Regions from separate parts of the Mus musculus genome. Here all the other regions are linked to region 4. A link is a loop called in an ENCODE intact Hi-C map of the cell type or tissue named here. Cell type or tissue: gastrocnemius. All regions are shown on one strand.

The links. Hi-C counts contacts between places; a loop is a spot of excess contacts. Peaks named below come from ENCODE experiments on the same cell type or tissue, not always from the same donor. Only the 100,000 strongest peaks of a DNase experiment are listed, where the experiment ranks them.
Region 1: a loop joins it to region 4, with 15 times the contacts of the local background. A loop is called at or near these places in 13 of 42 quality-filtered maps.
Region 2: a loop joins it to region 4, with 9 times the contacts of the local background. A loop is called at or near these places in 16 of 42 quality-filtered maps.
Region 3: a loop joins it to region 4, with 5 times the contacts of the local background. A loop is called at or near these places in 3 of 42 quality-filtered maps.
Region 5: a loop joins it to region 4, with 3 times the contacts of the local background. A loop is called at or near these places in 11 of 42 quality-filtered maps.
Region 6: it touches region 4 in a loop (4-fold over the local background); 5 of 42 quality-filtered maps call a loop at or near these places.

What each region holds. Positions count from the first base shown.
Region 1 is chr5:110,769,197-110,774,196 of GRCm38, reverse strand. Ep400 (E1A binding protein p400) reads left to right here and starts at 3,480. Exons shown (of 52, transcript NM_029337.2): 1 at 3,480-3,705. It overlaps Pus1 (pseudouridine synthase 1), which reads left to right. Exons shown (of 6, transcript NM_019700.4): 6 at 218-530. The coding sequence ends at 265. It overlaps Gm15559 (predicted gene 15559), which reads right to left and starts at 3,248. Exons shown (of 2, transcript NR_152254.1): 1 at 2,935-3,248. In gastrocnemius, CTCF peaks have their summits at 3,123 and 3,534; a DNase peak (open chromatin) is centred at 3,331; H3K4me3 peaks cover 2,249 bases; H3K27ac peaks cover 2,103 bases.
Region 2 is chr5:112,151,424-112,156,423 of GRCm38, reverse strand. It overlaps 1700016B01Rik (RIKEN cDNA 1700016B01 gene), which reads right to left and starts at 197. Exons shown (of 2, transcript NR_166436.1): 1 at 70-197. In gastrocnemius, no CTCF peak of the experiment used is centred here; a DNase peak (open chromatin) is centred at 2,466; H3K4me3 peaks cover 1,341 bases; H3K27ac peaks cover 1,808 bases.
Region 3 is chr5:110,651,551-110,656,550 of GRCm38, reverse strand. It overlaps Noc4l (NOC4 like), which reads left to right and starts at 3,169. Exons shown (of 15, transcript NM_153570.2): 1 at 3,169-3,328; 2 at 3,420-3,540; 3 at 4,132-4,238; 4 at 4,765-4,872. The coding sequence starts at 3,212. Ddx51 (DEAD box helicase 51) reads right to left here and starts at 3,100. Exons shown (of 15, transcript NM_027156.3): 1 at 2,763-3,100; 2 at 2,540-2,673; 3 at 1,933-2,083; 4 at 1,537-1,682; 5 at 1,388-1,459; 6 at 1,138-1,244; 7 at 878-986; 8 at 646-791; 9 at 319-511; 10 at 105-220; 11 at 1-26. The coding sequence starts at 3,063. In gastrocnemius, a CTCF peak has its summit at 3,065; a DNase peak (open chromatin) is centred at 3,122; H3K4me3 peaks cover 2,491 bases; H3K27ac peaks cover 1,229 bases.
Region 4 is chr5:111,267,347-111,272,346 of GRCm38, reverse strand. Ttc28 (tetratricopeptide repeat domain 28) reads right to left here. Exons shown (of 23, transcript NM_001267622.1): 14 at 1,008-1,152. Among named protein-coding and RNA genes, the nearest start is that of Gm35628, 35 kb to the right of the region's middle. In gastrocnemius, a CTCF peak has its summit at 2,463 (motif pointing right); DNase peaks (open chromatin) are centred at 1,529, 1,887, 2,471 and 4,992; H3K27ac peaks cover 2,337 bases.
Region 5 is chr5:110,833,147-110,838,146 of GRCm38, reverse strand. Hscb (HscB iron-sulfur cluster co-chaperone) reads left to right here. Exons shown (of 6, transcript NM_153571.2): 2 at 1,744-1,840; 3 at 2,078-2,167; 4 at 3,348-3,492. Among named protein-coding and RNA genes, the nearest start is that of Hscb, 4.1 kb to the left of the region's middle. In gastrocnemius, a CTCF peak has its summit at 1,939 (motif pointing left); a DNase peak (open chromatin) is centred at 1,935; H3K27ac peaks cover 411 bases.
Region 6 is chr5:110,636,890-110,641,889 of GRCm38, reverse strand. No RefSeq gene overlaps it. Among named protein-coding and RNA genes, the nearest start is that of Noc4l, 14 kb to the left of the region's middle. In gastrocnemius, a CTCF peak has its summit at 2,170 (motif pointing left); a DNase peak (open chromatin) is centred at 2,180; H3K4me3 peaks cover 248 bases.

The DNA of each region.
Region 1 (5,000 bases), 500 kb after region 4:
ACTCACTTTGTAGACCAGGCTGGCCTCGAACTCAGAAATCCTCCTGCCCCTGCCTCCCAAGTGCTGGGATTAAAGGAGTGTGCCCCACCAGTGCTTTTGCTCAGCAACAAGCACTTGGCACTGTACCCAGGATTCCTTCATTTTTCCCAAGGCCCACACATGGGAGTGCTTCCAGGTTAGGTCTCATGGTCCTTTTCCTGTTTGCCCTTTCCTACAGGTCCCCAGTTCCCTGGAGGGCAGTGAAGGGGATGGAGACACTGACTGAAACTGTAGATCCTGCCACTGCTGTGTGTGCTGAGGCTGGAATCTCTGCACCTGCCTGTCACTCAGGACGGGGGGGAGCCAAGAATTCGGGGGCTGGCTTGTGGATGTAGCCTGGCTTCATAACCTCAGGATATTAAATTCTCATCCCAGGAATCAGCTGCCGACTTTAGCCCATGCATCGTGTGTATACACCTTAGCATGAAAGGGCACTTTTTAAAAAAAGTGATTTTTTTTTTCCTATTAAATATGTTTTGCTTAGTGAATTATTCTTTGCCTATTTTCCTTTTCTGGCTGTGAGATGAGTGCAACACTGCTGTGTTCGGGATAGCTGAGGGGTAGGCACAGAAGGTCAGCACGGGGTGTGGTTGGCTGGGCAGGCAGTAGATGTAGCCACTAGCAGTCTGCTCCCGGCTGCTGCTGATACTCTCTTCCTTCCATCCGGACCTGTCCTTTGAGACCATCCCGGTTTTCTCTGAAGTGGCTACACTGGTGATTTCATGCTGCCTATTCTTGGGAGACCTCAAGGGGGACCGTGCGTCAGCAGCCCCCACCTTTATGCCCTAGTATTCTTCACCTCCTTCTGGGTCTCCTTTTTTTTTTTTTTTTTTTTTTTTGGTTTTTCGAGACAGGGTTTCTCTGTATGGCCCTGGCTGTCCTGGAACTTACTTTGTAGGCCAGGCTGGCCTCGAACTTAGAAATCCGCCTGCCTCTGCCTCCCGAGTGCTGGGATTAAAGGCGTGCGCCACCACGCCCGGCACTGGGTCTCCTTTCTTATGTGCTAACCATGTATCCCTCATCCCTGGACAGCCACGGCCACTTACTCAGCACTAGGTTTGGAATGCCCTTTCAGTCCACAGTGTACTCCTCCCAGACCTCTCTCGCCTTTTATGGGTGAAGGCATTCTCAGATCTCTAGCATAGTCAGTGTTATGGGGCCCTTAGACCTACACAGATGGCTTCATCCCATGACCTGCATTTTTGGTTTGTTCGGAATGGCGAGCAAGCAGTTTTAGAGGAGTAACAGCTCCGTGAGGCAGGGAGGGGTCATGTCCTCAAAATGGGTATTCCTTTTTTTTTTTTTTTTTTGCAGAGAAGTTGGGTTTGCTTTCCAGCAGCAATATAGTGGCTCCATACAATCTGTAACTCCAGTTCCAGATGATCCAACAGGCTGCATTCAGGCAGGCAAAACACTTATAGACAATTTATTTTGGCGGTTAGTGGGATGGCTTAGCAGTTACAAGTGCCTGCTGGTCTTACAGAGGGCCCAAGTTCAGTTCTCAACACCCGTGCTGTGCAGGTTATACCCACCTATAATTCTAGCTCTAGAGGACTCAGCCCTCTTTTCTGGCCTCTGAGGACACTCGTTCATGTATGCATATCCCACACTTAGACACACGTGCACACTCCTAATTAAACAAATAAAATCTTTTTTAAAAAAGTATGTGTGTGAGTGTGTGTACATGTAAGCTCCCTAATGTGGGTGCTAGGAACCTCATTTTTTTTTTTTGCAAAAGCAGCAGTGCTCAGAAACCCTTGTAAGTTTCTAAAAATTATAATGTGTGTGTGTGTTTGTGTGTATGTCATGTGTATGTGTGTGTGTCATGTGTATATGTGAATGCCTGTGGAAGCCAGAAGAGGTTGTCAGATCTGGAGCTAATTACAAATGGTTGTGAACCACCTGATGTGGGTTCCGAGAACTGAATTCAGGTCCTCTCATGGCTAAGCCAACTTTCCAGTTATCCTGGACTTTTTTTTTTTTTTTTAAAGATTTGTTTATTTCATGTATATGAGTACACTGTAGCTATCTTCAGACACACCAGAAGAGCATTGGGTCACATTACAGATGGTTGTGAGCCACCCTGTGGTTGCTGGGAATTAAACTCAGGACCTCTGGAGGAGCAGTCCGTGCTCTTAACTGCTGATCCATTTCACCAACCCCTATCTTGAGCTTTTAAAAAGATCCTTTATTTTAGAGTTTCATGCATGTATGTTTTGGTCATATCCACCTTCTCTTCATTTCCCCTTATTCCCTACAACTTCCACTGGCTCCTTCCTAACACATTTCCCTCCTGTTTTTTATTTTGAGATGGGGTCTCATGTATTCCAGGACAGCCTCAAACATGATGAATGGATGAAGCCAGCATGAACCCCAGATCTTGCTGCTTCAGCCTCAAGTTCTGGGATTATAGCAGTGGTTCTCAAACATTCTGATGCTGTGACTCTTTAATACAGCTCCTTATGTTGTGGTGACCCCCAACCATATTTCATTGGTACTTCATAACTGTAATTTTGCTACTGCTATAAGTTGTAATGGAAATAAATATCTGACATGCCGGATATCTTATATGTGACCCATAGGCTGAGATCCACTGAATTACAAGCTTGTGCCACGAAGCTCAGTTAATTTCTTCCTTTTTTTTATAGTGTTTTTAAAATTATAATCTTTTGTTGGGCAGTGGTGGTGCATGCCTTTATTTAATCCCAGCATTTGGGAGGCAGAGGCAGGTGGATTTCTGAGTTTGAGGCCAGCCTGGTCTGCAGAGTGAGTTCCAGGACAGCTAGGGCTGCACCGAGAAACCCTGTCTCAAAACAAAACAAAACAACAAAACAAAACAACAACAACAAAAAATATATATATAAAATCTTTTTCAAACTCGTACTACAATCTTACCTCCTCTTGGGTCGTGGTTTCTTTTGCATTTCTGTGATGTCTAATGATGCTGGATGTATTTTCAGACTTCTGCTCACTGCGCCTCAGGCGCCTTTTTGTTCATAGGGCTAGTCCCCTATTTCCCACGGAGGCGGAGCACACCCAGAGGATGCGATCAGGTCCGCTCGAGCTTTCCTAAACAGCCTCCCCCGCTGGAGCGAGTCGCCAGGTGGCGTAACTGAGTGAAACTCGGGGTCCGCCCCCAACTGACGAGGCCACGCCCCTTCCCGAGTCTACCGGAACTTCCCCGAGGCCTGAGGCTCCGCCTTGTACCCATGAGGCCACGCCCCAGCCCGCGTGCACCGCCTCAGCCCCCCCAGCCCTTCCCTGCGCGTGCGCCGACTCCCCTCGTCCTGTCCGAAGCGGTCCCGCCTCGTACGGATGAGGCCTTTCGGAGGCGGCCCTGAGGTGGCTCTCCGCTCTCCAAACTCCGCCCAACGCACCTCCTGCATACAGCTCCGCCCCTAACCGCCTGCTTAAGAAGCCGCTTCGGTCCTGCCTCCGCCGTCAGCAGCGCCTCAGCTTCAGGCGACCCCGCGCGGCTGCGAGCGGCCCTACAGGATAGGTACCGTTAGTCCCTCGCCGCGCGCCGTAGCACCGGCGCTGCTACTTCCTGTGCCCGTGGACCCGGATGTGCCGAGCGGCTGCGGCGCGCTCGAGCCTCCCGGCTGTCCTGACGCGGCGGAGCGCGGCTTTTGCTCGCGGTGCAAGCGAACGGGATAGCGTCAGCGGGTGAGAGGCGGGACGGTGGGTGGTAGGCGGCAACGGCGGCGTGCCGAGCGGTTGTGTTTAGCGGTGCTGCTGCTGCTGGCGTCGCGGCGGGCCCAGGCCGCGGCGGCGCTTTGTCGTGGGCGGGCGGGGCCGAGGGGCCGGGCGGCGCTGAGAGGGGACCGGTCGGTGGCTCGGCGCGTGGTCCGGCCTCAGCAAGGCCCTTCTCTGGTCAGCGCTCTCGAGTGCGCCGTTCTTTCTGGGCAGGCGCGCGGCCGTTTCCGAGCGCTCGGGAAGGCGGGGCTCTTAACGCCCGCGGCACCGTTGGTCCGCGGCGCGCGGGGCTTCCTTTCGCGACGTAGAGCCTTGAGCGGAGACAGAGCGGGAAGGACGCCGGGGATCTGGCAGAGCTCCCCGGGCCGGGGCTCGGAGGTGTACCATCAGCCGCCGAGCCGCTGTCTCCGCAGGTCTGTCCCTAGGTCCAGTATCCTGGAGCACCGCGACTTGGAATTGGGGGTTGCGCTCATCCCTGGCACTTGTCACTTGTGCTCTCGATTATACGTGTGGCAAAAACGGTCCTTGTTTTGTTTCGGTTTTGGTTTTGTTTCGCTTTTCCATTTTAAGTCAGGGTCTTACCCTGGAGCCTTGGCTGGCCTTTTAACTCGCCATTTAGACCAGGCTGGCCTTGAGCTCACGAAGATCCGCGATTCTTGTACCTGGGTGTGTGTGTGTGTGTGTGTGTGTGTGTGTGTGTGTGAGAGAGAGAGAGAGAGAAAATGAATGAATGAATATGAATTATACAATTTGGATGGCCACAAGGCAAACCACATGTTAACTTTAAATCTTCTTTTTACGTATTTAGGTTTTCTGAGACAAAAAGTCTCATGGAAGTCCGAATCAGCCTGGACTAGACTCATTAAGTAGTCCAAGCTGGTCTGTAATTCTTAGCAATCCAGATGCCTCCACCTTGATACTGGGTTTGCAGGTGTGAGACATCATGCCTGGCTGTTTTTATTTACTTGCCATTGAGAGGAATCTTTGTGTCCCAGGCTGGCCTCAGATCCTGGCCTCAGGTTATCTTCCTACCTCAGTCTCTTGCGTATCTGGGAGTGCTGGTTCCTGCTGCAGTGCCCAGCCCCCTCTAACCCCCTTAATTTATTTATATATTTTAAAAAACCCAAAAAAACAAAAAACACATGGTCTCACTGAGTAGTTCTGGCTGTCCTGAAACAGGCTGACCTCGAACTCAAAAGAGATCTACCTGCCTCTGCCACCTGAGTACTAAAGGATTGAAGGTCTACTCCACATCTTCCTCCCCA
Region 2 (5,000 bases), 880 kb before region 4:
GACATACCTACAAAGCCATAAGTGCTGGTACCACTAAGGTAAGCATCTGGAACCTAGGCTAGTAGTTACCTGGGCCATTTCAGGGAGCTCTGTCTTGGCTGTGGCCCCCTCTGGGGTGCACTTTGTTGAGCTGAGCTGGGTTGGGGAGGGGCTCGGAGAGAGGGTTGGTGTCTCCCTTGGGGTCACCAGGGGTCAATGAGCAGGGGTTGGGCTTATGAATTTCCTCTCAGGGCCCCAGACAATGGGGGCTTATTTGGTAATGTTGTTTCCTTGGCAACCATCTCTGTTCTGGAGAGTGGAGGTACTGGGGGTGGGGGAGGGCTGTGGAGAGAGAGGGGTTGCTGGAGGGGACACCTACTTTTAAGGTGCAAAACAGAGGCTAGTCTGTGTGGGTGTCTTACCTTCTCTGGAACTTGTCATTTCTAGGACAATTCCTTGCATTTTAAGGACATCTAGAGAGCTGAGTTTGAGTTTAGACATCTAACTCACTGTGTGACCTTGGGTCGATGACTTGCCCTCTCTGAATTTCAAGTTTTTCTCCTGTGAAGTAGGGGTAATTCTTTGTAGGGTGATTTGGGAGAGACAAGCACATTATGGGGCGTGACAGAAGGCCCTTCTGAGCACTTGTTTCTCATTTGATTGGTTCTTACTGCTTGGATTTAGTCACCTCCTTGGTCAGCATCTTAGAGTCACTGTTGTTGTGATGAGACACCACAACCAGCATGGGGAGGAAAGGGTTAATTCTGCTCACACTTCCACACCACAGCCCATCACCAAAGAAAGTCGGGAAAGGAACTCAAGCAGGGAAGGAACCTGGAGGCAGGAGCTGATGCAGAGGCCATGGAGGGTGCTGCTTACTGGCTTCCTCACCATGGCTTGCTCAGCCTGCCTTTTTTTTTTTTTTTTTTAAAGATTTATTTATTTATTTATTTATTATATGTAGCTGTCTTCAGACACTCCGGAAGAGGGAGTCAGATCTTATCACGGGTGGTTGTGAGCCACCATGTGGTTGCTGGGACTTGAACTTCGGACCTTTGGAAGAGCAGTCGGGTGCTCTTACCCACTGAGCCATCTCACCAGCCCTCAGCCTGCCTTCTTATAGAACTCAGGGCCACCAGCCCAAGGATGGCTCCACCAACAACGGGATTGCCACACCCATAATGGGCTGACCACACCCACAATGAACTGGCTCCACCCACAATGGGCGGGCCCCCATCAATCACTAATCAAGAAAACTGCCCATAGGCTTATGGCGGTATTTTTACATCAAGGCTTCTCCTCTTTGAGGACTCTAGCAGCACAGAAAGCTTCCAGAGTCACACAGATCTGGAATTTCTAAGGACCAAGGTGGTTGTTCTGGGAGCTTGGCTGCCGAAGGGTCTTCATTATTGGTCATGAGTCACTTTCTGGCATGTGAAGAGACTGAGGTCAAGTCTAGGGTGCCCTTGTCCTGTCTCCCTGCCGCACCCTCCCTGTATATGGATTTGAGTGCCTCATTCCTGGCTGCCAGGGCTGCTTTGGTGCTGAGGCAGGGGCGGCAGCCTTGCAGGGCTGTTTTGTATCCAGAACAACTCAGGAACTGGAACTCATCGGACCTTCACGAGGCTGGCTGCCCTAGGCTGCCTCCTGGATTCTGGCCACCCAAAGCATCAGGCTTCTCCATGGTCTTGGGAGCAGATTGGTGACTGGGTGGGGACCAAACTCACCCCAGTGCAAGACTTACACACACAACACCCAGCAAAGCCCTGTGAGAAGCCAATGCAAGGTTAGTTTTCATAAGGAGAGTTAGATGTTCTGGAGTTGGGGATGTATTTGTACTAAAAAAGTATTCTCTGATTGCTTTTGGCCACCTCACCTAGCCGGTTGCTTTACCACTTTTGAGACAGGGTCCTGCTCTACATCTGTGGTAGGCACGCTTCTGCTTCTAAGTTCTGGGATTGCAGATCAGTGCCAGCACACAGCAAAGACTTTTATATTTTTAAAACTAAAAATATTCCTTGCATGTGTGCCTGAGTAATATGTCTGCGAGCCATGTGTGTGTCAGAAGCCCATGGAGGTCTGAAGAAGTGTGGGATCCTTGGTACTGGGGTCACAGGCAGTTGTGAGCCATCGTGTGGGTGCAGGGAACCGAATAGAACCTCTGCAAAGTAGCCATGCTACAGACTCCGACCAAACAACTTATAACAATTTAATTTTCAATTTGGGGGCGCTGGGGATGGGACTCAGAGCCTGGCGCATGTGGGGCTGGGCTCCTACTGAACGCCACTCTATTATTCCTCGGAGGCAGGACTTGAACCTTATTGTACCCGCTTTATGTTTGGTAATAAAAGTCATGTGCCTGTGGGTCCCCTTAACGTGCTAAATGCAATACGCAAGCCTGGTGCTGGCTCTCTGCGCACACGCCCTTGGACTGCAGTTCCCATGATGGCCACGCGGTGTCGCTGTCGGCCCGCGATACCCGGGCAAGACGGGCTGGCCCATCCATCACCGGCCGCGGCGCAGACAATGCGGGGAGCGGCCTCGGCCCGCGCCCGCCCGCCCGCGCTGTCGGTACAAAGGATGCGCTGTTAACACGTGTACGGTAATGGGCTCCTCCACGGCCTCTTCCCGGGCCGCCCGCTCCCTGCCCGACGCATGGCCGGAGACATCCATCTAAATTATGTCACCCAGCTGTGAGCGGCTCCCTGCCCAGTCGGTCCGGGGCTGTGTGTGCCTGGCTTTCCTGGGCCACACAGCCCAGCATGAGAGGAACCTCTCACAGGTGAGCACCTACTGTGTGCTGGCTGGGCCCCAGCCACAGGACATGTGGCTTAGTCTATTTTAAAGAGGAACTTGATGCTTGTAAGGGTTTGTTTCAAAGTTGCGACGCCCTGCAGCTTGCCTGGGCTGCCTTAAAAAAAGAAAGAAAGAAAAAGAAAAGAAACAAGACAAACGCTCCCAGTTTATTGATGTTTGAATGTCGCCCCACACCATAAAACGCTCCTGTTTAACATTACATTTAGGGGCTGGGAGAAGACACCCATGGTTAAATGCTTGCTATAGAAGCCAAAGCCTGAGTTCGATCCCTGCCACACACCTGGGTGTGCTGGTCCTTCAGAGGTGCCACTGAGAGATGCTATCCGCTATCCACCTTCACCAAAGACACCTTCCTCCCATCCCAACCCTGCCTCAGTAAACAAGGTGGGCATGTGTGAGGGACTACACACACACACACACACACACACACACACACGCGCGCGCGCGCGCGCGCGCGCGCTCCTGTGTACACTTCTGTCCCCCATACCTGTGAACAAGTAAGTCATGGTCAGAACTGCTCAATAGTCTCACTGGAGGATACACCCAAAGGCACCTGCTCCTGCCTAGTGGTCACTTCCTCTCTCCCTCTGCCCTCCCTCTCTCTCTCTCCCCCCCCTCTCTCTGTCTCCCTCTCCCTCCTTCTCTCTCTCTCTCTGTCTCCCTCTTCCTCCTTCTCTCTCCCTCTCTCTCTCTCTCCTTCTCTCTCTTCTCTCTTTCCCTCTCCCCTTTCCCCTCTGTCTCTCCTCTTTCTCTCTGTCTGTCTGTCTATCTCTGTGCCTCTCCTTTCTGCCCAAACTGCCTGTTGGCTTTCTGTCCCATGGATCTGTGTATCCCTGGTCATCTCACACAGTGGAAGCCAGTAGTGTGGGGTCTTCCTGGTCTGGCTTGTTCCTGTTTGGCATTGTGTTCCAAGGGTGCATCCATTCCATAATACACCCCAAACTCTTTATTCCCTTTTAAGGGCCAAGTAATAGTCCAATGCATGGAGGTCCCGAGTTTGGGTTCCTCTGTGGATGGCTTCCTCCTTCTGGCTTTATGGATGACCCTGTTAGAAACTTTTGTGTGGGTGTGTATTTTCATTCCTTTGGATAGGTGTGTCTGTCAGGGAAGTTTTGGGTCACATGGTAGTGCTGTATGTAATTATTTGAGGGGCTCCCAGCCTGTTTCTAAAAAGGCTGTTTATCATTTCCTACTTCTTGAATGATCTGATTATTTTATTCTGACTACCCTAGGAGTCTCTTACTGTGATCTTGACATACATTTTTCTGCTGACAACTGATGTCAAACATCTTTCCCTGTTTTCTTTTGCCATTCGGGTCGTAATCTATAAATAGAAACATCTATTCATACTTTTTGCTTATTGAAGACAAGCATCTCCTCATTGTTGAAATGCCAGAGCTCTTTACATATTATGGACATAGTTGCTTATCTGGCACAGAGTTTGCAGCTCATGTCTCTTGGGTCCACAGTACCACCATTTGCTTCATCAAAGTTTTAGGTTTCAGAGTACGGGTTCATGTTTCTAGTTTGTCTTTTATTTCCCAGGCTTGTGGTGTGTTCTCAGGGAATCCCGCTGTGTGTGATTCCAAAACTGTATTTTGCTATCCTTGGGTGAGGGTCATGAGGAAGGGGCTGGTCAGGGTGGAGAGCTCCAGAGAAGGATAGTGACCGTGGAAGTGGGCAGACGTGGGTGGCTGTGCTTGGTGATGTAGTGAGGCCACTTGGTGCCTTGGTCTCCGGTCCCCATCTGTTACAGGGAGGCATGCACCCTCAGGTTGCTGTGAGATTGGAGGAGGGTATGAACATGGTGCAGATGCGTAGAAATCAGATGAGACGACACAGCCTGCATCACGGGCTCGCAATATCTGCCCCTGGGACTCCTGGTCGGAAGTCCCTGTCCAGTGGTTTCCTTTTGTCCAAGACTCCTCAGGGTCTTCTTGGATTCTAGGGGCGTCAAAAGGGCATCTTCATCAGGAGATGGGAGCATCAAAAGGAGTGGGGCCTGCTCCCAGTGAGGCAGCTGAGGCTCAGAGAGGAGATGCCATGGGAACAAGGTCACACAGCCCACCTTGGAATGACTGCAGAGCAGAATGCTTGCCTATGGCCCTGAGGGGTGGGTCTTCTCTTCTCGGGTCAGAACTATGGAAGGACCCCTGTCTACCATGCACCCACCCTCTTCCCCTTCCCCAGGACAGTTCAGTACC
Region 3 (5,000 bases), 620 kb after region 4:
CAAAAGCTTGTGCTAATAGGTACAGCCTGGGCAGAGAAGAAATAGAAGCCAGGTGTTACGAGAGTCTAGTGTACATTGGCTCCACCCACCTTAGTTCACCTTACCTGTGGGAGTTTTCTCGGGAGTTGGTGAAGCAAAGAGCCCTTGAGCAGCTCATCCTGAGGACCAGGTGTAAGACAATGAGTGGCTTCGAGCTGAGTCTACACGGCACATAGTGATGCTGTGGGAGATGGACAGCAGGCGCTAGCCAGGAGCCCTGGACCTAGGCACCAGCCTGCCCCCACACCCTAGCCTGCTCCACAGGTCCTCCTTGCTCACCGTGAGCCCCACGGGGAAGGTGTACTTCCCCGAGTTTTCATCCACCTCAGCTGTGTCTTTAGGACTTTGTTGTCCCAGCCTTGTGGAGAAAAGCCGTGGCTGGTAGAGGCCAAGGCGCTGCAGCTTCTCGGGGTCCTGGGTCAGTGTGGCTGAGAACAGTAGCTTCTGCAGAGGCATCTGGGGGACACAGGTGCTGGAAAAGGAAGGGCATGTAAGGGTGACAGATTTCCTTGTGCCACCCCGATCCCTGTTATAGACAGGGCCAGCCAGGGAGCTGAGAAAGAGAGCAGCACCTGGAGGAGCCGGCCCTCATGCAAGGCAGGGTACCTGGCAGCAGTCAGAGCCTGGGGCTGTGTCCTCTGGAGCAGGGCACAGGAACCCGTGGGGCCCTCACTGTAGAAGGCTGCCGCCACCACTCGTGGCAGCCAGGACTGGTGCATGCTGTCTATCATCCGGTCAGCCTCATCAATGATCTATAGCAGACAAGAGCCAGGGCTGGATGAAGACTCCCTGTCGAGATCACCCCAGCTAGAGGCTCAATGTCCAGACGGTGGCCTACCAGGAAGCGGAGCTGCTGGAGGCTGAATCCTGGAGTCTGGTCAATGTGGTCCACCAAGCGGCCAGGTGTGGCCACCACAATGTCGGCCAGGCAACGGAAACCATCTGCTCTGCAAACCACAGAGACTCAGAGGAAGGAAGCGCCTCCCGGGGCCATCTAACGCCAAGCTCGCATGTAAAGCACGGACACCACCCCAACCAAAGGACACCAGCTGGGCTGAGGAATGACCTCTTCAAGAGGCCACCGCCTGGCACACCTACGTCTTCTGGACAAGACTCTCCTGCTCCTTAGCCAGCGACTTCTGTCCAGTCACCAAGGCAACCCTCAGAGGCGTGGTGTCTGTGTAGATGTTGAATACTTTGCTCACCTGCAAAAGGAGTCCGTCACTGGCCTAAGGCAGACTAAGCAAAGACCCTTGAGTGTGACTCAGGAGGTCAAGAGGTAAGTAGCATGTATATGCAGGGCGACTAGAGATGGGGATACAGACTTCTGGACGCAGAGCTGTAATACCTGTTGGGCCAGCTCCTTAGTGGGAAGTACAACCAGTGCACGGATGTGGCAGACCACTCGATGCAACAGGGCCTGCAGAGACAGAGACCATCTGTGCCACTGGGACCCTCCCTGTTGTGCTACAGCGGGGAATCTGCCCTCATACTCACCTGTACCACGGGGATGACAAAGGCCAGTGTTTTCCCACTGCCCGTTGGGGCAGAGACGCAGAGGTCACTAGGTTGGTAGCCACCTCTGCCTATGAGAAACCCATGGTCAGCACTTTCGAGGAGGGCGGGAATCACAGCTGCCTGGACTGGAAGGAGAGAAGGAAAGGAGTGTGTCAAGTATAGGCCGTGTTATACCATTTCACCCAGGAATTCTCCCGGACAAAGATGCCACCAGGGCTGGAAAATTGTCAAGGACCTGAACCCAAGAATATGGAAGCTCGCTGATCTGATGTGTAGTGGGGACCCCTAAACCACAACCCTGACACTACAGCTCTAACAGCCCAGGGAAAGCTGCCTCGGGGAGTTCACCCCATCATTTGTCCAAGGCTTAGGCACCTGGAAAGTAGGAAGTGATGCCATTAGCTCTCAACTGCTTCTGCAGGTCAGGGTGAACCTCAGGGATGTCCTCAATGGGAGTGAGATCTTCGGTGACACTCTTTTTGACACAGCTTGGCTTAGCCAACCATGCTGGCAGGAAAGGCTGAACCTGAAAGCAAGAAGCAGCGCAAACGTCCCCCAGAAGGCTCCAGGCTTGTGGAGTCATTAGAAACCAGGAACTACAACATTAAGAGACCCTAACCAGTCTTTCTTCAACCCTTCACCACCTCCCACTCTGGCAACCTTTGGACAAGACACCCGGACCAGCAGACACCCTATCCTAGTGCACTAAACACAATCTGGATACTTTGCCTATAAGCCTACCAACCCAGCAAACTGTCTTCATGCACCAAGAAATGTTGCTTTCAACAGGGACAGCAAGGCACGCCACGGGGCTTATCCCAAAAGTTCTTATCCGTCTGGATTTCAGTTTCAAGAGTGTCCCATGCATACCTCCCACTTTCAGTAGTTAAGGTCACGTAACAAAACGAAATCCCCCCCACCCCCCGGCTAAGAACTGAAGAGTCCCGGGAGGACAAAAAGAACCGCGCACAGGCTCACTCACCTTCGGCGTCTTTCTTCTTGCAAAGTCCCCCAGCACCCGGCCTGGAGCCGGGGGTCTCTGGACATCCTCCTGAGGGTTCGCACCCGGGTCCTCTGCGCCGGCACTGAGCTCCTCCGGAGCCTCCTCACCTCTCCCTGAGCGACACAGCACAACGTAGGGGGATGTCAACCCAGCAGCACAGAGAGCCTCCATGCCCCGTCCACACTGCGCACTCACGGCCCACCTGCGTCCACGTCCTTGTCCGCTTTCCGCCGCTTCGCCCTAGGAGCCTCCGAGTTCGGAGTCGCCGAGCCGCTCACCCGACGCCGCCGTCGGGGCCGCCGTCGCCGCTTGCCTGCTGCTGCCGCTTCCCCTTCCCCGGCCGTTCCTGTGGTCTCGAGCTCCGGCTCCCGCTGCTGTCGCTCACGGGCTCTGTTCTGCAGCCGCTCGAGCAGCACTCGAGCCCGGCTGCCCGCCTCTGCGTCCGTATCCCCCTGCCCCGCGGCCTCTGGGCCCGCGTACCGCGCTATGTGGAACAGCGCCATAGCTGCCCCACGCCGCGGTTCCTCTCCGGCGCTCTTTGATGACGTACGCCGCCCCGCGACCTAGAGGCTCGGGTGACGTCACGGGCGCGACTCCGCTCGGCGCACACTTCGGTTTCCAGGAACCGGGAGCAGCATCGGCGGCGGCGGCATGGAGCGGCACCCAGCTTCGGCGAGCTCCAGGCAAGAGCTCGGCCGCCTCCTGGAGGCAGTGCTGACGAGTCGTGGCCAAGCGAACGCGGTGTTCGACATCTTGGCTGTGCTTCAGGTGAGCCGCAGGGGCGGACCTGGGGGCGGCCAGGTCAGTGGGAGTCGCGACGGGGCCGAGCGTCACCTTGTCGGGGCCTCCCCGTGTTCAGTCCGAGGAGCCCGAGGAAATCGAGGAAGGAGTGCGCACGTGCAGCCGACTCTTCGGTACCTTGCTGGAGCGGGAAGAGCTGTTCGTGGGCTCGCTGCCGAGCGAAGACACGGCCCTGGCAGGTGGGTGACCTGGAGGGCGTGGGGTACTCTCCGCTAGGCAGTTCCGGTGGGACGCCTTGTCAACTTAGGATGCACCCCCGAGCCAGGGCCTTGTCATAGACCATGCGATCTGGGAGGACGACGCAGTCACTCATTGTAGCTCAGGAAGCGAGTTGAGATCCGTATACTTGCCAGGACTGCGTGAATCCGTATACGTAGCCGTTTTCACTCACTCACACACACACACACACTCTCTCTCTCTCTCTCTCTCTCTCTCTCACACACACACACACACACACACACACACACACACACACACACACACACACACACCCATGTTTTATTTGCGCCATTTCCGAGTTTGATACTGTCTCTGTCCTAGTGGGGAGACCCAGGTTCTGAGGCAAAGCGAGAGGAACTACATTTCAATACCCCCTTCCCAGTTTGCAGGGCTCAGAAATCGTCTTTCCCAAGCCCCGGTCTGGCATCTTAAATAGTTTACAGCTGTGAAGATGAGAAACAGCCGGAAGATTGGGGCTGAGTTTGGGACCTTGGTCAGGCTTGGCACACATAAATATGAGTGTGAGTTAGCTCTCCTAACTCTGTCCCCAGGGTCCCAGGGAGCCACATACAAATACAAGGTGTGGATAAGACATCGATACCACAGCTGCTGTAACCGCCTAGAGGAACTCCTGGCCCATCCCACCTTCCAGGTCAAGGTGAGTCTTGAAGCCCTTAGCCCAGCTTTTCCTCTCATCTCTAAAGTACTTCACAGCACAGGGGTAGAGGCCTTTGATGCGAGCATCTCTTCCTTCACTTGTCTGAGAGACTTCTACCTAGACATCTTTATTGCTGTTCTTTTCCACTGTGTGCTGTGAATCATCCGGACCTAAAGACATGGAGTCTGTAACCCTAGTTCCAGGCAGCAGATCTGCTTTGTACATTGTCACATTTGTTGAGGCACCTCCAAAACTGGGGGGGACAAGGGAATAGTTAGGTGGCCTCCCCTGCAGGCCCACCCTGTGTACATGCCTCAAGCCAAGTTCTGTTAAGAGTTCTATCCCAGGTCACCATCGGCACACACATGTAACATGGAGCGAGATAAGCTGGGGTCTGGCCTCCTTTCTCTCCTGGTTTTTGGCCCGGTCCTAAGCTTGGTTGTGAGAGCTCCTCCCTGAGGCTAGAGGAGCTTTGGGGGCCTCCTGAAGGGTGGAGGCCTCACGCTCACTCTTCTCTGCATCCCAGGAACTGGCCCTCAAGACACTCATGAAGTTTGTGCAGCTGGAAGGAGCAAAACCACTGGAGAAGCCTCAGTGGGAAAGCCACTACCTCTTCCCCCGCACACTCTTCAGGGTGAGGCCTTGGTGGGACCTGGAGGACCGTGGTGGCCACCGCCTAAGGCCATCCCATGAGCCAGCAGACTGAACAGATAGCTGGGGGGATTATTCCTGTCTTGTCAGTTGAAGAGGAAATGGCAGACA
Region 4 (5,000 bases):
TGGAGAGCGTGAAGATAAGAAGGGACAGGGTGGAACATGAAGGGAAGAGGGGCTTGGCCTTTCCAGGAGAAGGCTTCAGACAGGAACTCCTGAAGGGACCTTGAGGAGGGCCCTGGACACAGCAGTTCCCCCTGCCCAGGTGACAGTCCCTGCCTGCAGCCCTAATGTGTTGTACACCTTGCCCTGTGCAAACCCGACATGTCCTCTAGATGGTCCTCACAGTCCTACAGAGAAAAGACATCAGGAAGGATGGCCAGGGTCACTTGCCAGAAGACAGGAAAGTCATCCCACAGCTGTTAGGCCAGGTGAAACACCGCTGGAGGACCAGGGAGGTGCCCATTCAGGGAATGGAGAAGTCATATGTGAACTGTGGTCTCTTAAGGATACACGGTGCCTGAGAGAGAGAGAGTTGCTGAGGGATGCTCCTGCCTCCTTAGAACAGCTGTCTGTGACTATCCTGCCTGAAACTGGCCCCTAAATTCTCAGACCCACCAAGGTCCCTGTACCACCCAAGAGCACTGTTTGAATTAAGCAGGGATATGGCAGGCTCATGTGGCTTGGATATGCCAGCAAGAGGGCAAGGTAGGCTGTAGTTGGTGTCTTTAGCACCAGACATTGGTTCTGTGTTTGAGACCCAGGCAAAGAGCAAGGGGGTGGCCTGGGTCAATCCAAATAAACATCTAAGATTAGGTAGGCGTGGCTGGCATTCATTCCTAGCACTGACACGTTGAGCCTCATGACCTATAGACCAGACGAGGAGCACACGAGGACACTGAGCCAAATGCGTTCAGCCCATGTAGAGCAGAGCAAAGCAAAGCACAAGCTCAGACCTGCCATCCTGACTATAAGCAGCCAGCGAAGAATGCATGTCCGTGGAGTGCTCTGGGGGTGCACATGCACACTGAACAGAAAAAATCCGCTGGGGGGGTGATGGTGCGCATGCGCACCAAGCAGAAAAACAAATGCATTCTGATACGAAGGGGTGTCATGTCCCAGGAGCCACTTACCCCTTCCATGGGTGCGATGAGCAGATCGTACAGGGCACGGAGTGGGGGCTTGGCCAGTGAGTTCTGCCTCCTGGGCAGAGAGGAGGTCCCATCCTTGCTGGGTGACACCGTACCACTGAACAAGCTTGTCATGCTCTGGCAGCTCCTGGGGAGACAGGACCAGGGTTGGAATCAAGCTCACCCTCCATCATTCTGGTTGCCCAGAGGCAGGGCCTCTCAGCATGCCTGTCACCTCCAGCTCGTGCTTGCCCCTTGCAGGGGTACTGTCATACAACATTGAGTTCTGTACAGAACAGCGTGCGTGCATCTCTGTGGTGTCAGCTATGTAATCAAACATCCCAGAGTGCTGGTCCCGCATGGCGCAATTGTGCTCCGTCAAAGACAGGGGTCAGGAAGGGTCAGTGCAGCGGCCAGGCTGACAAGGAAGATGACGTTCAGTAGCAGTGAACTCACTGCTGAAGTGACAAGACAAGGATCTGCTGGCCAAACCCAGCCAGACCCTGACAGGGACTCTCCATTTCACAGGGGTGCCCTGAGAGCAGCTGATTGGAAAGTTGCCTGTAGAGGAGGGGCACTCTGAGCAGCTATTAGGGGCAGTTTCACTAACACAGAGGCATCTTCAACCCCCAGGACCTCCAGGAGTCATACTCTCAAAGGGTGACAAGGACAACTACTGACTGATTCAGAAAATATGTTTAGGTTATTAAGTACTGCTAGGCAGAACCATGGTCTCCACTAAGCATGCAGGTAAATGGGGAGGAGGTGGCAGAATCCTCCTGGCAGCCTGGCTCGTGGCCTCAACGTGGCCAGCTGGTAGCACACTCTGTGAGACTGTCGAGTGTTAGCAGTGTATTGTTTCCACGGTATGCGGCAGGACCTGCACTGGCACGAACTGTGCCAGACGCCAGACAGAGCAGCAGGCTGTATGGCAAGTGCTCTGCCTGTTAGTTTTGTGACAGCTATTCAGTTGTTGCCAGAGGGCTTCCTCCGGGGCCAGTTGGAGGGGGCCTGTGTGCCTCCCCGGCTGTGGCTCCTGTGTTCTACTTTCTCCCTTAGGTCTTCCCCGTCCCACCTATTTCCTGGGGTGCAGCCATTCCCCTCTACTCGGGAAATATGATTACAAGTGACAGGGTGTGCTATAGCTTTGCTACCAGAGCCATTGGTGTACAGATGACCCTGGAGAGACACTCTGTATCCAGGGACAGTGCTCTCCGAAGGAGAGATGTGCACATTGTTCTCTGAAGACGTGCTTGAGCAGAGCATTGGCTCCCTTCTGGCTGTACAAGGGGGCTGGGTTCAGGGCTGGCACAGGACAGGCACCTTCCCACTTCCCATTGACCCAGCAGCAGGCCAGGTCCCCAAGGAAGTCCTCAGGGGCCCTCTCCAGTCTCTCATCTCTGCAGCTGCCCTGGGCAGGGCAGGGGTCAAGCTTTGTATGCCACTGGACTTGCACTATCACAGAGATCCAGCAGGTGGCGGTAGATCACTGTCTTGCCATCCAGTCCCAGCTCCACTTGGGACAGTGACAGCTAAGTCCCAGCTCCACTTGGGACAGCTAAGTGACAGCTCAGCCCCAGGAAGAGGGGGTTCCTTGGCTATGAACCCACTTTAGAGGACTGCAGAGCACAGCAGCCTGTGCTGTGCAGGGAGGAGGCAGGGCAGGTGCAACCCAGGGCGTATTGTTCACACACTGTTGGAAGAGGCGGCTGTCGGCTTGGTGTGACTAAGCCTGGTCTCCCCTGACAGACGCTGCTGTGCCCCTGAGCCCACCACCTTCCGCAGAAGCTTGGGATGGCAAGGGAGCTGGCATCTGTCCCTCCTGACACTGCTGCTCGGGGGCAGCATAGGGGCCCACTGACCTTACCTGTGCTTGGCATGGAGAGGTGAGACTACAGGCAGGGGCAGTAGCCTTCTCACCTATCCATGACAGCAACGTGGTCAGCCCTTTGCAGAGGCTCTACACCCCAAAGCAAGCCCACGGGGCGTTGCTCCCTGTGAGTTCACAAGGACCCCTCAGATATGTTGGGAGGAGCTGTCCGCAGGGGCCAGAATGATCCTGCTTTGCGCCTGGAGGAGCCTAAGCACACACAGGTGAGTGCTTGCTGGAGCTTTAGAAGCCCAGGGCCAGCATCTAAGGAGGGTGAGTGGGGTCTGGGAGACTGGACCACAGACTTTCCATCTGACAGGTCAGATCCTGTGCTGCCTCTTCATGTAGCTACGAGGCTCTGGGTGACTGCTTCTTCCAGGCAGCTGGAACAGCTGGATTCCTTGTAAGCCTGCTATCAGTGACAGCTATTCCATTGTTGCCTGAGAGAGCAAGCCAGAGGGACTTTCCTCCAGGGCCAGTTAGAGAAGGTGGGGCAAGCCTTCCCAGTTTCCTTTGAACCGTGCCCTTTACAGCTATGGGAAGAAGGGTCAACAGAGATCAGGGAAGTGCTACATTGTGCTGGTGCTTAGAGGCATCAGCTGAGCATCACAGGTGCCTTCTCTTTGCTGGGGTGGTACCTGACCAAAGGACCCTTCTATCCTTCCCCCACTCTCCAGTTAAGTGAGTCAGGCACATGTAAGTATGTAGTAGCAAGGTAGCCAGCACCTCGGGGGTGGAGAAAGAAATCCTAGAGCAAATCCAGTCTCTAGAGATGTGCAGCCCAGGGCGGGGGTGGGGGTGGGGTTGGGCAGACAGACCCAGAGAAAAAATGCAAGGGAGCAGGCAAAGACCTCTATACCCAAAGCACCAGGGAATCTTCGAAGAAGAGAGTACTCAGCTAGGAAAGCCAGACTTGGTCATGTCCCAATGCCAGGCAAAGATCTGGAGTCAGTAATGACAAGCCTGGGACTCCTCTGGGCCATACAGAGGGGACAGACTATGGAGAGAGTGGATGGCAGGGTCACGTAGAGGCTATCTGACTCCACTTAGCATCCTGAGAAGGGGTAAGACTGTGTGAGTGGGGGTCTGGAGACCACCCACTTGCCTCAGGGTATGGGTGAGGGATGAACCCCATCTTGCCACCACTCTGTTGGGAGTGACATGTCACGTAGTGCTGGCCACCTTGCAAGGCCCTCTTCCAGGATTGCATCACCACTCCCTGTGAACGGTGAATGCTCAGGCATGGGGTGGGGGTAGTCAGCATGGGGACCGGAAGCACCTGCAGGCCCACCTGCACACTGGCTCTTGTCCTTCCTAATGCCACGACCTTTAAATACAGTTCCTCATGTTGTGGTGACCCCCAACCATGAAATTATTTTTGTTGCTACCCCATAACTGTAACTTTGCTGCTGTTATGGATCTTGATGTAAATATCTGTGTTCTCTGATGGTCATAGGTGACCCCTGTGAGAGGGTCATTTGACCTCCGAAGGGGCTGACACCCACAGCACTAGCATATCCGGCTGGGGCTGGAGTTACCAGGCATGGGCTGTGGGGGGCAGAGTTGGGGTTTAGCGGCATCTCCAGCACTCACTGTCACCTGCAGCTGGGGAGTGTCATCCCTGGGACAGGGCCTCAGGTAGGGAGCTTCTGGGGCTGCTGAGCTGAGTCCACCTCCCAGTCTTCTATACAGTCTTGAGGGATTAGCATATTGTAGACAGGAAAGTGAATTAAGAAGTAATGAGGAGACACTCTTGTCTCCACGCTCAGCCTCGCTCTTGCCTGGCAAGAGGGCCATCAGCCATGCGATGCTGCCCACATACCAGGAAGCCAGCTGATGTTTGCAGAGTGGTCCTTAATTGCCACACTGAAGGGACATGGTGGGGGGGGGGGTCTGTGCACATGTTAGGACTGAGAAGGTGTCTACTAGGTGTCAACTACAGCCTGGTGAGGCCTGCATCTAGTTTTGGGCTTGCTGTTCTTGATCACAAGCCAAAATCTTATCCCTTGCCACCCAGGTGGAGAAGATGCCAAGTCTAGCCCAACCCCACACCTCCTTGCATCTGGCTGAGTCCTTCTAAGACAGAGGGACACCCCCACGGCCAAGAGGGAGGGAGGACCAGCTTG
Region 5 (5,000 bases), 430 kb after region 4:
TGATCCCAACCTCCAGACAAAAGCAAAAAGATACAGAGTCCAGTTTGCATCCTACAGTCAGGGCTGCACAGTAGCAGACTGCACAGACTCAGTTGGAATCACTCCCTGGAAAGAAAGGAGTGCTGAATCCTTACTTCATAGTGGTGATAAAACACATCCTTGTATTAGCCAAGGTTTGGGTTCAAATCCCAGGACTATGCTTTAAAAGAATAAAAAAAAAAAAAAAAAAAAAAGCTGAGCAGTGGTGACGCACACCTTTAATCCCAGCACATGGGAGGCAGGGGCAGGCGGATTTCTGAATTCAAGGCCAGCCTGGTCTACAGAGTGAGTTCCAGGACAGCCAGGGCTACACAGAGAAACCCTTTCTCTAAAAAAACAAAAATAAATAAAGAATACCTGCTTCTAGTTATCAAAGGCTCTGTATAGTAGTCTCTATCTGTAATTCCAACTACTCAGGAAGCTAAAGGAGGAGGAGCAAAATTTTCAGCCCTGGGCAATTGAGTAACACCCAGGATTTCTTTTTTAAGTTGCTAAACTTGGCTATATAGCAAGTTTGGAGTCTATAAGGTATTTCTAGCTCTATTTCTCTCTCTCTCTCTCTCTCTCTCTCTCTCTCTCTCCCCCCTCCCCCTTCCCCTCCCCCTCCCCCTCCCCCTCTCCCTCTCCCACACCCAAATTTTGTAATGCCAAGGCTCTAGACCCAATGACATACCTGTTAGCCCACCTATAAAGAAGGCTAAAGTGTTGTCTTGAGGGTGATGTTGGTGGCCCACGCCTTGGGAGGCAGAGGCAGATGGATTTCTGAGTTCAAGGCCAGCCTGGTCTACAAAGTGAGTTCCAGGACAGCCAGGACTATACAGAGAAACCCTGTCTCAAAAACAAACAAACAAAAAAAAACAAAAAACAGAACAAGAAACTCTGTCTCAAAAAGTAAAACATTTGAAATGTAAATAAAGAAAATAACCAATAAGAAAATAAAAAAGTGGGGCAGGAGAGATGGCTCAGCGGTTAAGAGCACTGACTGCTCTTCCGAAGGTCCTGAGTTCAAATCCCAGCAACCACATGATGGCTCACAAACCATCCTTAATGACATCTGACACCCTCTTCTGGGGTGTCTGAAGACAGCTACAGTGTACTAACATATAATAAATAAATAAATCTTTTAGAAAATAAAAAAGTAAAAAGGGGCTGGAGAGATGGCTCAGTGGTTAAGAGCACTGGCTGCTCTTCCAGAGGTCCTGAGTTCAACTCCCAGCAACCGCATGGTGGCTCACAACCACCCGTGATGGGATCTGATGCCTTCTTCTGGTATGTCTGAAGAGATCAAGAGTGTACTCACATAGATTAAATAAATTAATCCATCTTTTTTTATAAAAAATAAAAAGAGGCCTGGCAGTAGGGAGTGGCTTGACACTAAAGTTCTTGCCCAACCTATAGAGACCCTCAGTCACCAAGAGTTTACCATGCATTACACTAACCTCCCTTAATGCGTCAAGCTATCGACCTTCCAGCCAGGTCAGTGTCGTCTCTCCGCTCATGTCCCTTTCTGATCTTCGCTCCTTTGGGTCTCCTCTCTGATGTCATACCTATACCACCTCTTCCGAACCTGTTCTGTTTCCCTTCATTGCAGCTACCAGGTCTTAAAAATAACCTTTGTTTACGCGTTTATTGCATCCTCCCCGAGAGCAGAACCAGACTGTAGTAAATGGCTGGAACTATGAATGATATCTGGTTTTCTTCCAGCAACCGCTCCTTCAGGGTGGACGTTACGAAACTTCAGCACAGGTACCAGCAACTGCAGCGGCTTGTCCACCCAGATTTCTTCAGCCAAAAGTCTCAGGTATTTACTGACCCTCCCCCCAATAGTCCCCATGTATGGGCACAACTGGGTGGGTAGCTCTGTTGCTCTGGGAAAGAGTTGGGCTGCTAGCTCCACCCTGTGGCAGCCTGCCCCTAGACAGCCAGGCCCCAGAGCTGTCATTTCCTCCCAGCTTTTATCTGGCTTCCCAGATAACGGAACACACGCCAGCTTGACCAGCTCTTGTAATGATAAAACTGTTTTTACTTCTGTGAACAGACTGAAAAACACTTCTCTGACAAGCACTCCACCCTGGTGAATGATGCCTATAAGACTCTTCAGGCTCCCCTGACCAGAGGACTATATCTTGTAAGGTGATTTCCCAACCCATCTGTCTGGGACTCCTCTGTATGAGACCTAGCCTGGTCCAGGAAGCAAATGATGGGAAAAGGAAAGGAAAGAAAGAAAAAAAATTTTAAATTTTTATGCAAGAATAATCAGTGTTCTTTGTAAATCCATCTTGTTTGTTTGTATTTTCCTTTGAAAGAAAACATCACTGGTTGTAGCCCAGGCTGGCTCCAGGTTATTAATTCTCTTGCTTCACCACACCCACATCCAGCTCGTTCCTAATTTTTCTTTTCCTTCAGTACTGGGTATTGAACCTAGTGCCTTGTGCTAAGGAAGCACTCTGAACTGAGCTATGGCCCCTGCTTGATGATTACTGGATTTTCTTTCATTTGCTTGCTTCCATTTGTTTGCTTGTTCGCTTTGATGGTACTAGGTTTTGAATCCACTCAACTATATCCCCAGCTGCCTTGTTACTTTTTGAACCAGTCTCACTCAGCTGCCCAGGCTGGAATTGACATGTGATCTTCCTGCCTCAGCCTCCTGAGTAACTTGGGATGCAGCCCCACACCAAGCCAGACCTGGATCCTTTTGCATATCCTAATGTCACCCCTGATTGTAGTGCTTTAACTATTGCTTTAACTATTTTCAATGAATTTGATAAGAGTACTTGGGCTGGGCATAGTGGCGCCTGCCTTTAATCCCAGCACTTGGGAGGCAGAGGCAGGCAGATTTCTGAGTTCGAGGCCAGCCACGGCTATACAGAGAAACCCTGTCTCGGAAAAAAAAAAAAAAAAAAAAAAAAAAAAAAGGAAAGAAAAGAAAAAGAAAAACTAAAAAAAAGGAAAAAAGAAAAAAAGAGTACTTGGGAGTCTTTTTGTAAGGACATCTAGGCGATTTTAGAACTGGAGGGAAAGTTTATAAAGACTCACTTAACATCTGAGATGTGTGAGGTACCAACCATCGCTTTGATGGTACATTCAGCAGAGTGAGGTCCTATACCAGCACTCACTGTTACTAGGACAGCTCAAGTTTCTGAAGGGACACAGTGCTTATTTAGCATGTACTAGGCTCTGGGCTCCATTTCACCTGACACTCAAGGCTTCCCCCAGGAGTGCCGTGTACTCTGAAGGAGTGAGCAGTATTTACTTAACACTGAATGTTTCCTAACCAAACTCCTTTTCTTTGTGCTCCTCCCCAATAGCTAAAGCTCCAGGGAATAGAAATTCCTGAAGGGACAGATTACAAAGCAGACAGTCAGTTCCTTGTGGAAATCATGGAAATCAATGAAAGACTCGCAGACGCCCAAAGTGAGGCCGCCATGGAAGAGATAGAAGCCACTGTCAGAGGTAAAGGGAAAAATGATAATAAATATGCTTAATTTCCCCAAGGAGGACACGGCCACATTAGAGGGGAAATGAGAAGGAAAACACTTGCTGGGGGGGTAAAGAGATGGCTCAGCGGTTAAGAACTCTTCCAGAGGTCCTGAGTTCAATTCCCAGCAACTACAGGGTAACTCAGAACCATCTGTAATGGGATCCGATGCTCTCTTCTGGTGTGTCTGAACAGAGTAACAGTGTACTCATAAACATAAAATAAATAAGTCTTTAAAAAAAAAAAAGGAAGGAAGGAAGAAAATCACTTCTTGGCCTTAATTGTCATGCAAGAACTGACTTTGGAAGATAGCTTTAAGCAAGAGTGTAATCAACCAGGACAGCCAAGGCTATACAGAGAAACCCTGTCTCGGAAAAAACAAAATAAAAAAAAATAATGTAATCATACTCCAAGTATTGCAACAGTTGCTTCTATCTAGCATGCTATTTACATGCTGTCGTTATTTCTGGGGATGAAAATGACCCCGCTAGTTGGTAGAAGTTAGTAAAAATGCCCCAGGATCACACAGATCTGCAGCAGAGCAATCGCCTAAACCCTGACCTTCTGACCCAGCCTGTTCAGTTTCCATTTCATTCCATGGTGTATCAGTCAAGGGTCACTAGAAAGCCTGCAGGGGATATAGGTCTAGTTAGTTATTTCACAGAACTGGCCCAAAGGTGGAGACTGACACACAGAGCTGCTACAGGGCAAGGCCTGGGGTCATAAGGTGTTTGTGTACATGTGTGCGTGGTGCACAACCAGGAGAACTTGAGTTCAATCCCCACAATTCCACATGCTGTCTCTGACTTCCACACAGCTGCTGGGGCACACACAACACACAAACACCCACACACACCCAACCAAGTACTCTCTCACTCTAAGTAATTAATGTCATTTTAAAAATAAAATAAAAGTTGGGTGTTGCCTGAGGAGTAACACACAAATGACTTCTGACCTACACAATACTTGCATACACACACACACACACACACACACACACACACACACACACACACACATTGTAGAACAGAACAGTGGGCCAAAAGCTTAGGTTGGATTGGTTTGTTTGTTTTTTTGGGGTTTTTTGGGTTTTTTTGGTTTTTTTGACAGGGTTTCTCTGTGTAGCCCTGGCTGTCCTGGAACTTGCTCTGTAGACCAGGCTAGCTTGAAACTCAGGCATCCACCCGTCTCTGTCTCCTGGTTGTTGAAATTAAAGGTATGTACCATCTCCACCCACTTAGGTTGGATTTTTATATCACAGTCTTAAATATTTTTCTTCTGTTAGGAATCTAAATCTAGCCGGGTGTGGTGGTGCACACCTTTAATACCAACACTTGGGAGGCAGAGGCAGGCAGATTTCTGAGTTCGAGGCCAGCCTGGTCTACAGAGTGAGTTCCAGGACAGCCAGGGCTACACAGAGAAGGAACCTAAATCTGTTGGGTAAGTGCTCGACCACTGAGCACTTTATTTTACTGGGTTTGTT
Region 6 (5,000 bases), 630 kb after region 4:
CTTGAAATTGGATGTCTACCTCTTGAAGTGGCCAACCTACAGGCCAAGATTTCGGAGAGATAATGGTGACATCTGCACCAGTGTTGACCATTCCTTTGATCTCAATATTGTTTACTAGTATTCTTACCTTGGGCCTTTGATCTTCTATAGAAGTTTGCCAAAATATTGGTTTGGGGCCCTTTTCGAATTATCTACAGAATTTGTCTTAACCTTGTTATCTGGTCTTATAATATCTATTTTCAACAGTGGTGTTTAATTGTCCTGAGGAAGAGAATTTTTCCTGTTTGGCATTGGGGCCTACGAGAGCCCCCCCCACCCCATACCCTGGGAGTTTTTTGGTCAAGAGTTACCCCATTTGTCTGTTGTTGATTTACATTCCCTAGTCCAGTGTCTAGGCCTTTGTCACATCTCTTGCATATCCCAGGAGGCTTGGGCTCCCTTTTGGAATTAATTTGGTTTTCTCTGAAGCTTCTCTCTCTCTCTTTTTTTTTCTCCCAAGACAGGGTTTCTCTGTGTAGCCCTGGCTGTCCTGGAACTCACTCTGTAGACCAGACTGGCCTTGAATTCAGAAATCTGCCTGCCTCTGCCTCCCAAGTGCTGGGATTAAAGCCGTGCACCACCACTGCCCAGTTTCTCTGAAGTTTCTTTTGACATAACCTTGCTCACCACGATTAAGAAATGTTGTATGGCCTCAAGGCCTCTAGTGGCAGCTTCTCCTGTTAAGGTCATATCAGGTGAACGGGGTCTAACATCCACTGTATGTCTAATCCACTCTTCTATTGATGCTGACCCTGCCTTCAATGGTCTGATTACTTCTTTGCATTCAGCATTCCCATTTTCAAAAGATAAAGTCTTGATTCAGGACTTTCTTACTAATGGATCCAATGTACTTCTTTCCACAGATAAAGACAACCTTTGGAAAAAGTCAAGGAATGTTTCTTTTAGACCTTGCTTGGCCTGAAAAAAAAAAGGTTCAAGTCTTTCTACTCTTTCTGCGACTTCGTCTCAAGCATTTAAGGCTGCCTTAGCACATAACATCAAGCTTTCATCATATTCAGCGTCTACTTCTAGCTCAGCAAAATGACCTTCCCCAAGCAGCAGAACTTCAGAAATATTCTTACCTCTGGCTTTATTTTGTTGGGCTATCTCCTTTGCTTCTTCTCTCCACCACAAGCACCATTATAAAGGTGACCCGGGTTCTCATATTGCTTTTACCACATCCTTCCAGTCTTTTTGTTTTTTTCGAGACAGGGTTTCTCTGTGTAGCCCTGGCTGCTCTGGAACTCACTCTGTAGACCAGGCTGGCCTCGAACTCAGAAATCCGCCTGCCTCTGCCTCCCAAGTGCTGGGATTAAAGGTGCGTGCCACCACCGCCCGGCTGCAGTCAGTGCTCTTAACCACTGAGCCATCTCTCCAGCCCCTGTGCCAATATTTCTCTAGCGCTTGTATCTCTGTCATCCTGGTGTTTTGTTCAACCTAATAATATCTTTTTGTAACCTCTCCTCCAAAGCTTGCCCCCATGCCTCAGACTTCTCCTTTTGTTGCTCCTCCTGTTCCTTAAGTGTCTGCACCCCCTGCTCAGAGCTCCCCTTCACCTTATTTTTTCTTTATGTTGTAATCCTGATATTGTGATGTCTATTTTATTTTGACTGATTAATTTTAGAAGATTCTCCTCCAAGTCTCACTTCCAATTCTCATTTCTTCTTCTCTGCTGCTCATTCTGACCTGTGAAATTTTGCATTCTTTGTTCTAGCATCTTTTCCAGCTCCTGTCTCTAACCTTCATGTTCCTCTCTCTGTTATCTTGACCAATAGAATCCTGTACCTTTCGTTCCAGATTTTCCTCTAGGCTGTATTCATTTTCTTCTCTCTGTTGCTTAGCATGACCTACAAATTCCTTTAGTTCTTGTGTTTTCTTTAGGCTGTATTGCCCAGTCTTTTCTTTTTTTCTTTTCTTTCAGTTTTTCAAGACAGGGTTTCCCTGTATAGCCCTGGATGTCCTGGAACTTACTCTGTAGACCAGGCTGGCCTTGAACTCAGAAATCCGCCTGCCTCTGCCTCCCAAGTGCTGGGATTAAAGGAGGTATCTAATTTTTGTGATTGTCAATTTTGAATTCTCAGTACCTGATCTGGAGCTTCTTGTACCTTTGTCTCCCCCTGGTGTTCGATTCAGGACATTGCAGTCCTCTCGGAATCTTATTCGCAGGAAGTGGGTGGTGGTGGCTAACTGTAGAAAGACGTGGGACTTCTGAGCCTCTCTCTGGCTTTTGTTTGGGTTGCAGTCGGCAGCATGTGCACTGATTTCAGGCAGCTTGCAGTCGGGAGAGCAGGTCTGGCTGTTCCGTGTCCAGTTTAGACGTGGGGGATACAGGAAAAGCGAGCGCAGGAAGGCCTGCTCGGGGTAGAGATACCCAGATCAGCCAGCTGTGCCTGTGAGAGAAAGCTTTGGAAAGTTAGATTTTGGTTTTTTGTATTGTGTGTGTGTGTGTGTGTGTATGTGTGTGTGTGTGTGTGTGTGTTTTCAGTTGTTGATCCTCAGCTGTGAAGACTGCAGGCTGCTTCTCAGGCAGTCGTGCCCCAGGGTCCTTGGTTCTTCTGTAGGCGCAGGGACCCCCCCCCCCCCAAACCATGTTATGGCGCTGCCTATGTCCAGCTCAGGGCAGGGGCGCTGCCACTGGTTGCTGAGGTTTGCTTGGGGTTTGGAGAGGGAGCCTCAGTCTGTAGACCCCTTAGACCCATTTGGTGTTTAATTTCCATCCTGGTGCACCTTTAGAGATCAGCCCTAGTTATTTATATGGGGCTGAGGGGAGTGGATTGGGAAAATCTAATATACTACTAACTTATTCCCCAGCTATGAGACCCCTTGTTGCTTGCGGCTTCTCCCAGCCATGCGGTTCTGGCCCATTATGGCTTCCTCCTCCTTCTTCCTCTGTCCTCTTTCCCCTTCTTCCTCTGCCTCCTACTCCCTCTCCAGTCCCACCTTTTCCCCTCCACTGCCCAATCACAGGCTCTAGCCTTTTATTGGCAGTTAAAATGGGAGGTCAACATGGTATCACCTGAGGACGAGGTAGTCTGCTGGGTGGGGTGGGGTGAGGAGACTCTCTCGAGGAACCAGTACTAACATTTGAATACAAACAGTGTGTGTGTTTTCTACCTTATGTGACCATGAAGCAGGAGGCCCTCACTGAGGGCATCTTGACTGTGAATTTCCAGATCGTTAATTTGTTTTTCCTAGTTAGTATTTCTCAGGTATTCTGTTATGACTACACAGGCAGAGGAGAGGCCTCTCTGCTTGAGTCTTTTTTTTTTTTAAAGATTTATTTATTTTATTTATATAAGTACACTGTTGCTATCTTCAGATACACCAGAAGAGGGTATCAGATCCTATTGCAGATGGTTGTGAGCTACCATGGGAAGAGCAGTCAGTGCTCTTAACCACGGAGCCATCTCTCCAGCCCCCTCTCTTCTTGAGTCTTAGAGGAATGAATATAAGGGGCTCACTGCAGCCCCATCTACTGAGTAGTTATTGTGCGTTAACAAGTCTCCCTTTTCAATGTGCAATGGCTTCACCTTATGACTCTTCTCTTCCTCCTCGTCCTTTCTTCTTTGTCCCTCCTGTCTTCTACCTAGAGATGCAAATACTTCAGGCAATCGAGTCATACTCACAAGTAATGAATCCCATGCCCGAAGGGAGGTGGAGACACTTGAGCATCTAATTGGCACTTAGCAAATTTGCTATAGGGACGAAGATGTCAGTGACATACTTCCCAAATAACAGCCATGCTTGGTGCTTTGGCAAACATCCCCAGCTAAAAATGACTGCCCCACTAGAGGTTGGGGTACATGGATGCTCCCTAGGGAACTTCATCTGTTCTCAGGGTCTCACCTCTAGGTCAGTAGCTGCTAGAAAAAGCTACACTCTTACCATCACAGAGCCAAGCTGCTAGCTCAGGAATACCTTCTGTAGTCTGTGCCTGTGTCCCTTCTAGTACAGTGGCCAGAGTGCAAATTGCTTTGGAACTGAATATACAAAGTACAACAGCATTTATTCTACAGCTGGGCTGGCTTGGTGGACACAGATAACTCTTTTTAAAATAGCTTCCTAGGTCAGGGCTGGGTCCCCCTGAGGTAGGAACCTCTGTAGCAGCTGCTGGCTGTCTACTCAGACCTAGAAGGCTGTGGCTGGCATCCAACCATAAGGAGATCTAGGGGCAGCTGAGTGACAGCCATAAGCAGGCCTTGCAACCATCAGAAGAGGCTGGTCACTATTCCCACTTAGGAAACAAGTCAGCAGGCTTGGTTTTAGCCGGTGACAGTTACCAGAGCCTGTTCCCTCTCTGGTGAGATCGGCTACCTGTTCTTAATTCTCTGGGGTCAGTGTCCCCCTGAAGGGCCTATTCTCCCATCTCCCTTTACCATCCATTGCTTTCTGAGCTGTGGTGACAGTGAACCCTAGGCCTGTATGAGTTACGTTGTGGCTACCAACTCAGAACGGACAGTAGTTCCTAGGGGCTCACAATCTGTGCTTCCAGATCCCCTTCTGAAGTATTTGACCAACTGTTTCCTTCATCAGCCGCCAGGTTTAAAAGGCTCTTTCCCGGGTGTTCATTTATCTATACTGGGACTTTGTGCCCTTATAAAAACATCCTTTGAATACTAGCAATATCTCAGTCCCACATGACTGGGACCACCAAGGAGTAGGAATTCAGCTCACACCGAGGGCTCTTTTTATTCAAGAGTCCTCGGCTTGTGTCAAACAAAGTGGAAGCTCCCTCCCATACTCCTGTTCCTTAGTCCTTGGTAGGCCTCTGTGACGCCCACTCTCCTCACATCTGTCACCTGCTTGACTCCCGGTGTCTGTCACTGCTTTATTGACTTCATCTTGAATCTATGTGCAAGCGTTTGCTTCATTTCCTGGAGGCTTGGTGGCTCCTTTCTGGTTTATTGGAAACAAGATTCTTGGACATCGGTTGAACCTTAAAGATGTGACAGAGGTGTGTG